3 separate regions of the Homo sapiens genome follow, and regions 2 and 3 are each linked to region 1. Evidence: chromatin contacts called from ENCODE Hi-C or POLR2A ChIA-PET data. All regions are on one chromosome and are shown on one strand. Each heading gives the region's core, a stretch centred on a gene start or an enhancer-like site at or near the end of the contact. The rest is flanking DNA. Distances are from core to core; before and after follow the strand shown. Region 1 holds the start of RBBP4 (RB binding protein 4, chromatin remodeling factor). Region 2 holds the start of YTHDF2 (YTH N6-methyladenosine RNA binding protein F2). Region 3 holds the start of SNIP1 (Smad nuclear interacting protein 1).

Region 1 (2,700 bases), core at 162-2,661:
CAGTGAGTCGAGCTCGCGCCACTGCACTCCAGCCTGGACAACAGAGTGAGACACCGTCTCAAAAAGAAAAACAAAAAATTTTTGTTGTAAGGACTAGACTCATTGTAATACTTTTTTCTTTTTTTGTGTGGGGGGCAGTAGAGACGAGGGTATTCCCAGGGCTGGTCTCCAACTCCTGGCCTCAAGTAAGTCTCCTGCCTGGGCCTCCCAAAGTGCTCGGATTCCAAGTGTGAGCCACTGCTCCTGGCCATAATACTTTTTGAAAGTTGACAAGTTTTGTACTATTATTTGGTACAGCCACTATTATTACAGGTATTATCATCAGCTACAGCTATTTAATTCAGTATTGAGAAAAAAACGCCAATATGTTTTCTCTTGTCAGGTAAGTTACAAAATCATTTTGTTATTTTGCCTTACTTTGTGGCCTAGAAAAAATGTCACCAAGAGGTTTTGATCACATGCCTTCTCCGGGTGACTGAAGAGCGGAAAAAAGAAAATCAATATGAGAAATCTACACTGAAAATACATCAAAATAACGTTCGGGAGAGTCATGTCACCTGGTTACATCTGGAAGCCACTGGGCAGTTAGGCTGGGCCACTCCAGAGCATGGGTCATCACCAAATCATAAAGAAAAGGGGTGTTCTTTTTCCATATTTTGTATTCCTCGTTGATCACTCGTTCTTCCACTGCGTCGTCGAAGGCTGCTAAAATTTTTAAAAACAAATTTAAGTTAGCAAACAAACGGAAACCGAGTAATCCTCTGCAAAGCCACCTGCATGACTCCTACAGCCTAACCATGAAATGGAGGTGATTTGTCTAAATCCCCACGGCAGAGGCATCCACACTCTCCACTTTCGCGGCGCCGAAACTCCTCGGGCCATCCCCGCCAAACACTCCGTTACCCGTTCCAGGCCAAGGGGCCAGCCAGGCCTTCGGAGCACGCTCGTGCGCGCCGAAACTCACAAGCCCGACGAGGAGGCCCGAGCTCCGAGCCTTGTGGGTAGGAAGCGGTGTCCCCACGCTCGGGACAGAGGCCGAGAAACCGATATCGGAGGCAGGAAGAGAAACAAACACTGGCCGGGGGCCCCACCGCTGGCTTCGCCAGCTGCGACCGAAATCGGTCCCAGGGAACTGGCGAGCCGTTAGCACGCCCCGCGGGGAGTTCCCTCTTCACGCCTTCAGTACCGGGGACTGCACTCGGCAAACTCGGGCCTGCCCTCACTGTTAGGCCATGTCGAGGCCGCGGCTCAGCCCAGGCACCCACTGCCCTCCTGGGTCGGCCCCGGCACCCTCACCTTCCTTGTCGGCCATGGCGGGCAGGCGAGCCGGGGGAATCCTGGGGTCGAGCGTTGCGGGAGGGGCGGGGAGGCTGCAAGAGCTCGCTCTGTGCGCGCGGCCTCTATTGTTTCCTGCGCCCCCAGCGCGAGGGCTGACTCGCGCACCTTCGCGCCAACATCAGCCAATGGGAGCGCTCCTAATGGCGGGATGGGCGGGGAAGCCGCGTTCGCGACCAATCCAGACGCGCGGAGTAGCTTTCCGCGGGGACCGAGGCGCGCGCTCCGCCCCTCCCCCCACGCCTCCCCGAGCCGACTTCCAGCGATTGCGCGCGCCGGCGTTGACGGGACTGCGCCCGGTCAGGGTCACGTGAGAGAGGTTTGGTCCGCACACTCCCGCGGCAAGAGGGCAGCCATTTTCTTGAAGGCTATTAAGCTTACGACCCTTTCAGAGTACTGAGATGAAAAATCTAGAATGCCTTCGGGTCTAGTTATCAATTTTGGGGGTGAAGCGGGGGAAAGAACCTCGCCAGTCAGACCCAGACGGGTTTCATTCAAGGTGCCCTTCAACGTTTTTCCTTAGTCTTTGGAAAGAACTAGTAATGAAGGAATCGCAGAAGATGGGGTTTTGGCTTTTTAAATATGCGATCCAAGCGGCAGGGTAGGGACTAAAGTAGGTCAACAGCCAACTCCGAGAAAGGAGTGTGGTCCTTTAAGGGTGTGCGCCAAGGGGCGGAGTCTAGAGCGGAAGTAGTAACTCCGGGCCGAAGTCCGGTGGATGAAGGGCGGAAGTAGAGTGTCTAATCCTGCAGTCATGGCGCAGGAAGAGGAAGATGTTAGAGATTACAATTTGACTGAAGAACAGAAGGCGATCAAGGCCAAGTATCCGCCAGTCAATAGGAAGTACGAGTGTGAGTAGGTGGCTTACTTCTCTCTTTACATGTAAGCACACAGGCATCCCCTCTCCTTACCCGCGGCTTCCTGCTGCTCTTTCTACTGTGCCCCATGGGTACTTCAGGCATGATCCCATTTGTGCCGGCTGTTGTAGTCGCGTTCGTACTTCTCCTGGGGATGCTGAAGGAAAAAGCCACCTGGTTTAATAGTCGCGAAACCTGGCCTCCCTCATTTACAGTCTCTTGAACTTCTTCCACATGTGCCTAATCACATTTATCTTCGTAAATTCTAAAGATAACCATATTTTCAGGCGTTTGCAGGGTTGTTACCCCCATGTATTTCCCAACGGTGAGATTAGAGTGTGCGAGGTTAGAGGACTCGGAAAGCTAATTAGGGGATTTCTAACTTGATGTTTCACCTCGATCATATTAGCAAAAAACCTGGTTTTGCCATTTATGATTGTGATTTTTAAAAATGATTATTTTAGGCCGGGCTCGGTGGCTGAGGCCTGTGATCCCAGCACTTTGGGAG
Region 2 (2,700 bases), core at 141-2,640, 3.9 Mb after region 1:
CTGTGGACTCAAGTAAGGTTCAAAATCATCATCGTTTAATCCATCCTTTTGATGTACAGATCCATTTTGTACTAAAGAAAAAAAAATTCAATTAGGAGTGTCCCAATCCTACAATCTTCCTTTCAAATTAGTTCATATATGCTAACCAGAGAAAAACCTTACTAGTTAACAAAGCACGTAAGATTGAACTTCAAAAGGGTAAGAGATGACAGTGAATGCTGAAGCGACAGTCGCCAGTGAAAATGTCCCCCTCCACCCAGAGCAAGTTGATCTAAAAAGGTCATTTTATTGGCTCCTCTGGATTTCCATTCCCTCCCGCTTCCCCTCCCCCATCACATGAGAGTACTTCCAGAGAGTGATCCACGAGGATGAAAAACAAAGGCCTTCTAAGACCTACAGGAAACTAAGGACCTGGAGCGTTTCAAAACCCAATCCACCCCCACCCTTAATGAATTACTCCTTGTTAGCGAAAAAGCTGTTCGCCAGCTGCAAGAACACACCGAAAGGGTCAAAATACTTAAGTGTGCGGCACCTGCGAACTAAGCGGCTTCCGAAAGGTCCTCCGCCCGGGGCGCTTCCCGGAGACCCCGCCCCCACCGCCCCGCGTCCCCCTCCCGGCTCAGGGCCACCGGCGGAGCGGGACTTACCTTTGTTTCCTTGACCTTTTGGTCTCTGCAGGGGAAGGAAACGTCGCCGAGCAGCAAGTTGTCCAAAGGAGAAATGGAAAAGGAAGAACAAATTAAGGCAGGGCCCGAAGGGAGAATAAAGGAGCAGGCCCGAGGGGAGGCGTCAGGAATGGTAGTGAGGAAGAGGCTGAAAATGGGAGGCGGGGGAAAGCGCCAGGCCCGTGGGGCAGGGGAGAAAACGCGGCAGACGCGCCACCGGCGACGCGAGGAACCCAGGGCTTTAAGGAAGGGGAAGGAAACAAGGAAGGAAAACGAGGCCCGCCGAGAGAAGGGAACGCGGCGCGGCCCGGCCCGTGGGCTCCGAGGCCCGAGGAGAAGCGGGAAGAACAGGCTGAGGGAGAGGCGCCGGGCGCGGCCGGCCTGAGAGGCCCGAAACCTGGCCCGCAAGAGACGACGCCTCGGCTCGGCTCGGCCTGCCCAGGAGCGGCGGGCCCGGGCCTAGTCGGGCTCCTTCTCGCCTCACACAATGGCCGAGGCATGCGGGCCGGGCCTGTACCTGCTCCAAGAGGCTGCTGGCCGACATGGCTCTCAGATCCTCACGGGCGGCGACGGCGGCGAACTCTCCTCAGCGCGGCGGCGGCGGCAGATGAGCCCCGTCTGCGGGAGCAGGCGGAGGCTTTTGTCCCTGACACTCGGGGGCCTCGGCGGACGCAGCGGAGACACAGCGCGCGGCTCAGGCTCCGGCTCCGACTCGGCGACGCTCTAGCCCAAGAGCTCAATGCCCGTCTCTATGCTTTTACGCGCGCGCCCGCCCCCCACCGCCTAAAGCAGAGCGCCGAACAGCGGAGGCGGGCGGCGCGCGCGGCGCGAGCGCTGACTCTCACATTCACTCACCCACGCGGAAGGGGCCCGGCGCGAAGAACCCCGGGAAGGGAGAGGCCGGCCGCTGCGCCCTCTGGCGGATTGGAGGAGCGGAAGCCGTGCTCACGGCCTCCCCGCCCCCACCGCCCCAGGATTAAGGCCTAGGGGGTTTGGGACGACCAGGGTCGCACCACGAGGTTTCGACTAACACCTGGAAAGACTAGCTCTGGCTTCAGAAGAACGACAAAAGCCGGTTTCTCAGTGAGGGAGGGGCCTCCGAAGCCCGCGAGACCTTAAAATGAACCTGCCTTCCAGCTGCAAGTGATACCCCACCCCCATCTGGGAGGTAACCCGACCCCTAGGGAGTCACACAGTCCCCAGGGAAACTTCATGGGGGCCCTGTCCGGGAGTGACCCGCCCCCGCCCCCGCGAGGGGCTTGGTCATCCTCTGTTAGCCGACTACAGAAAGAGTACCCAGAGAGCAAAACACACACCGAAAGAATCCAGTCTCCCGCAAAAGAGATTCACCCCTTAGCATTGCAGGAAGGAGAATCTACAATTTATTTTCGGGGAAATCGCTGGCCCCAAGATAATCTGTTAAATTGTGGACTTTATTTCCAAGAAAAATACACCTCATGCATCTACACAAAACTTTCAAGGAGTCCGGAGAACCTATGAATCTTAAGGACCTCAAGAGGGAAGCAAGGAAATTAACATTATTGAAATACCAGCTGTGGGCCAGGCTTTGTTGTTAGGTATTTTCAAACACATTAAAGTCTTTCGACAACTTCAAAATCGCTATCAGTCTTTCGGTTTTTTACGACTGGAAAAACAGAAAGCTTAAGTAATGTGCCCAAGTTTACAAAACTATTAAATAGCCAGGTGTATCTGACACTAACATAATGGTATCTCTCTACCCCTACGAGACTCTGTATTAGGGAACCAGAATATAGGGGAGATGCAAAGGATGGGCAAAAGTATTTTCAATCAGAAGCAAAGCCAACTCATGCAGGAATATTTGATACTAGGAAAGCCCATCTAATAGCTTTTGTTATTGCAAGTACGTCGTGGTAAACAGGTAACTAATGCACTAATTGTCAACCTCGTACTATCCACACGCTGGATATAGGAGGCTTGGGTGGACTCGGTAAAATAAATAACATGGCATCTTGGATTTAACATCATAATTTGGTCAAAGTGCTCAAAGCACTTT
Region 3 (2,724 bases), core at 178-2,677, 4.9 Mb before region 1:
GAAGCTTATATACCCTCCTGGTAAAACAGGTTTGTGAGGGTGGGAGAAGGAGGAATTCTGTTCAGGGATTACTAGGCAGAATGAATGAATAAGGGAACAGAGATAAATTTGTAAATAGTTTTTTGTGTTTTTTTTTTTGTTTTGGTTTGGTTTTTTTGAAGACAGGGTCTCACTCTGTAGCCCTGGCTGGAGTGCAGTGGTGCCATCACGGCTCACTGCAGCCTCCAACTCCTGGGCTCAAGCGATCCTCCTGTCTCTGCTGGGACCACAGGCACGAGCCACTAGCCCCTGCCAAATTTAATTTTTTTGTAGAGACAGTCTTGCTATGTTAGGCAGTTTGGTCTCAAACTCCTGGCTTCAAGCGATTTTCCTGCCTTGGCCTCCCAAAGCGCCGGAATTACAGGCTGCAGCCACCGTGCTCGGCTGTAAATAGCTACTTTTGACAGTATAAGGGTCTCTGGTCAGGTGTGATTACATTCTTGGGTGGAGAAGAAAGAAACAATTATTCCTTTTGGTAGTCTGGATCTTAGGCAGATAAAGACCTGTGCTTTGGGAGAGATGATGGGCACTGGAAAGGAACATTGAGGCTTCTTCAGTTCAGCTTGTCAGTGAGCCGTATTTTGGGGTTTTGGTTTCTGAGCCCCAACAGCATTGCAGAAAGTTCAGGAAATAGAAGAGGAAAAGCTAATGATTTGAAAAGCTAATGATTTGCCCATGGGTTATCATCTCTGATTGCATTTCCATTTCTTCCTCCCTTCTATTTCCAAATGTAAATGTAATTATAGTTTGCACACAATTTTGTATCCTGCTTTATCGTTAACAAGTCAGGGTTTTTAAAGTTTGTAAATGGTTTACTAATGGCCACATAACACCCATTAATTTGGCTAACTTCCCTACTGCTGGTATTTACATTGTTTCCACGTTTTGTAATTACTAATAATGTGGCAACAAACAGCCTTGAGAGGTTTGCTTTTTCCCAGTTTTTGTTGTTGTTTGTTTTTGAGACATCTCGCTCTGTTGCCCAGGCTGGAGTGCAGTGGTGAGATCCCTGCTCACTGCAACCTGCGCCTCCAGTTCAAGTGATTCATTTGCCTCAGCCTCCCGAGTAACTGGGATTGCAGGTGCGCGCCACCACACCCGGCTAATTTTTGTATTTTTAGTAGAGACGGGGTTTTGCCATGTTGGCCAGGCTGTTCTCTAACTCCTGACCTCAGTGATCCGTCAGCCTCGGCCTCCCAAAGTTCTGGGATTACAGGCGTGAGCCACCACTCCCAGCCAGAAGTTTGTTTTTGAAACTTGAAACTCCCGCCACCCAAGCCTGTCGCTGCGGCCACACCCACTAGGGAGTAGTCACGTGTTTAACCTTTGCCGCGAGGATTTCTGGGAGCCTGGGCACCCCGGAAGCGGAAGTCCAGGAGTTAAACTCGTCATTTCCTCCAGCTAGAGGAGCTCAACTGATCTGTTTTCTTTCGCCCAGCCAAAATCACAGAATGAAGGCGGTGAAGAGCGAACGGGAGCGAGGGAGCCGGCGAAGACACCGGGACGGGGACGTGGTGCTGCCGGCGGGGGTGGTGGTGAAGCAGGAGCGTCTCAGCCCAGAAGTCGCACCTCCCGCCCACCGCCGTCCGGACCACTCCGGTGGTAGCCCGTCTCCGCCGACCAGCGAGCCGGCCCGCTCGGGCCACCGCGGGAACCGAGCCCGAGGAGTTAGCCGGTAAGTGGGGGAGCAGTCCAGGATGGACATTGGGTTGGGCTCATTCAGAAAGGCGGGCAGGGCTAGCGTCCGAAACAGGTTTTGAATGGTGGGCGCAGCAGCCCGGACTTAATCCTGAGGGGCTGTTGAGAGTGATCCAGTCGTGCTTGTGTTATGCTTGCTCTGTCACTTGCATTATAGCTCGGTGTTCAACGCCTAATGACTAACCGGCAGGATCCCACTCCTTCATTCTTGTGTTCCTAGCACTTCGAAGAGTGTGGCCCAACAGATAGCACTGATAATCTGTTAAATTGGATTGAGATTTTCCCCATCCCTCCCACAAATGGAGTGTGGGCGTTGTCTTTCCGGTTACCTGCCAGAAAGGTTTTCACATCGAGGTCTAAGCGAGCTACCTAACAGAAACTGGGGAAAAAAAAAAAGTTACTTCTTGCTAGACTCATTTATTTATGCATTCATTCACCATAGTTTTACTGAGTGCCTATTAAGTGTTAAAGACTGCCCTAGGTATTGGGGCTGCAAGGGTGATTCAGTTAGATGATCTTCACCGATGCCAAATTGGCTATGCTCTAACCCTGAGACATGATAAAAAAATAAACAAAATAGTTTCAGTTAGTAACAAGTATTATTGATAGATTAAAACAGTAATGTGATAGTGAGAGATTGGAGAGAAGAGGGAGGAGGACTCTCTAAAGAGGTGCCATTTGAGCCCAGACCTGACTGATAAGAATGATCCAACCTCTTAAAGATCCAGGCAGAGGAAACAACATCTGCAAAGAACCTGAAGTAGAATGAATTATGATTGAAATGGGAAAAAGCCAGTGTCGGTGGATTATAGTGGTCAAGAAGGTGGGTGGTAGGAATGAGATGGCACAGGGAGGAAGTAGAACCACAGGATGGAGGGATTGTTATTGATGGTAGGGGTGTTGGTAGTGAAGGATAAAGAGTCAAGGGTGACTTACGGATGGTGATGCCAATCAGCGAGATGGCAAGGAGTAGGAGAGGAAAGGTTT

Evidence for each region. A loop is a pair of places that touch in the nucleus more often than their neighbours do. ChIA-PET counts read pairs that join two places held with the same protein, here RNA polymerase II (POLR2A). Pooled maps may share reads with other maps.
Region 2: a loop to region 1 is called in a map of CD4-positive, alpha-beta T cell, with 7 times the contacts of the local background. The contact joins the promoter of YTHDF2 here to the promoter of RBBP4 in region 1. A Hi-C loop is called at or near these places in 1 of 168 maps with a recorded cell type or tissue (CD4-positive, alpha-beta T cell) and 4 of 50 pooled maps. POLR2A ChIA-PET finds 5 or more read pairs at or near these places in 1 of 52 experiments (OCI-LY7).
Region 3: a pooled map shows a loop between it and region 1 (4-fold over the local background). The contact joins the promoter of SNIP1 here to the promoter of RBBP4 in region 1. A Hi-C loop is called at or near these places in 2 of 50 pooled maps. POLR2A ChIA-PET finds 5 or more read pairs at or near these places in 2 of 52 experiments (activated CD4-positive, alpha-beta T cell and activated T-cell).

Annotation. Positions count from the first base shown.
Region 1 is chr1:32,649,919-32,652,618 of GRCh38, reverse strand. It overlaps RBBP4 (RB binding protein 4, chromatin remodeling factor), which reads right to left and starts at 1,411. Exons shown (of 12, transcript NM_005610.3): 1 at 1,297-1,411; 2 at 558-705. The coding sequence starts at 1,312. ZBTB8OS (zinc finger and BTB domain containing 8 opposite strand) reads left to right here and starts at 2,069. Exons shown (of 7, transcript NM_178547.5): 1 at 2,069-2,186. The coding sequence starts at 2,090. RefSeq lists enhancers at 763-862, 1,023-1,611, 1,612-2,199 and a silencer at 1,163-1,732.
Region 2 is chr1:28,735,630-28,738,329 of GRCh38, reverse strand. It overlaps YTHDF2 (YTH N6-methyladenosine RNA binding protein F2), which reads right to left and starts at 1,390. Exons shown (of 5, transcript NM_016258.3): 1 at 1,183-1,390; 2 at 648-672; 3 at 1-71. The coding sequence starts at 1,209. RefSeq lists enhancers at 784-893, 776-1,674, 1,994-2,043, 2,574-2,700.
Region 3 is chr1:37,552,996-37,555,719 of GRCh38, reverse strand. SNIP1 (Smad nuclear interacting protein 1) reads left to right here and starts at 1,427. Exons shown (of 4, transcript NM_024700.4): 1 at 1,427-1,714. The coding sequence starts at 1,491. RefSeq lists an enhancer at 1-173 and a silencer at 1,645-1,704.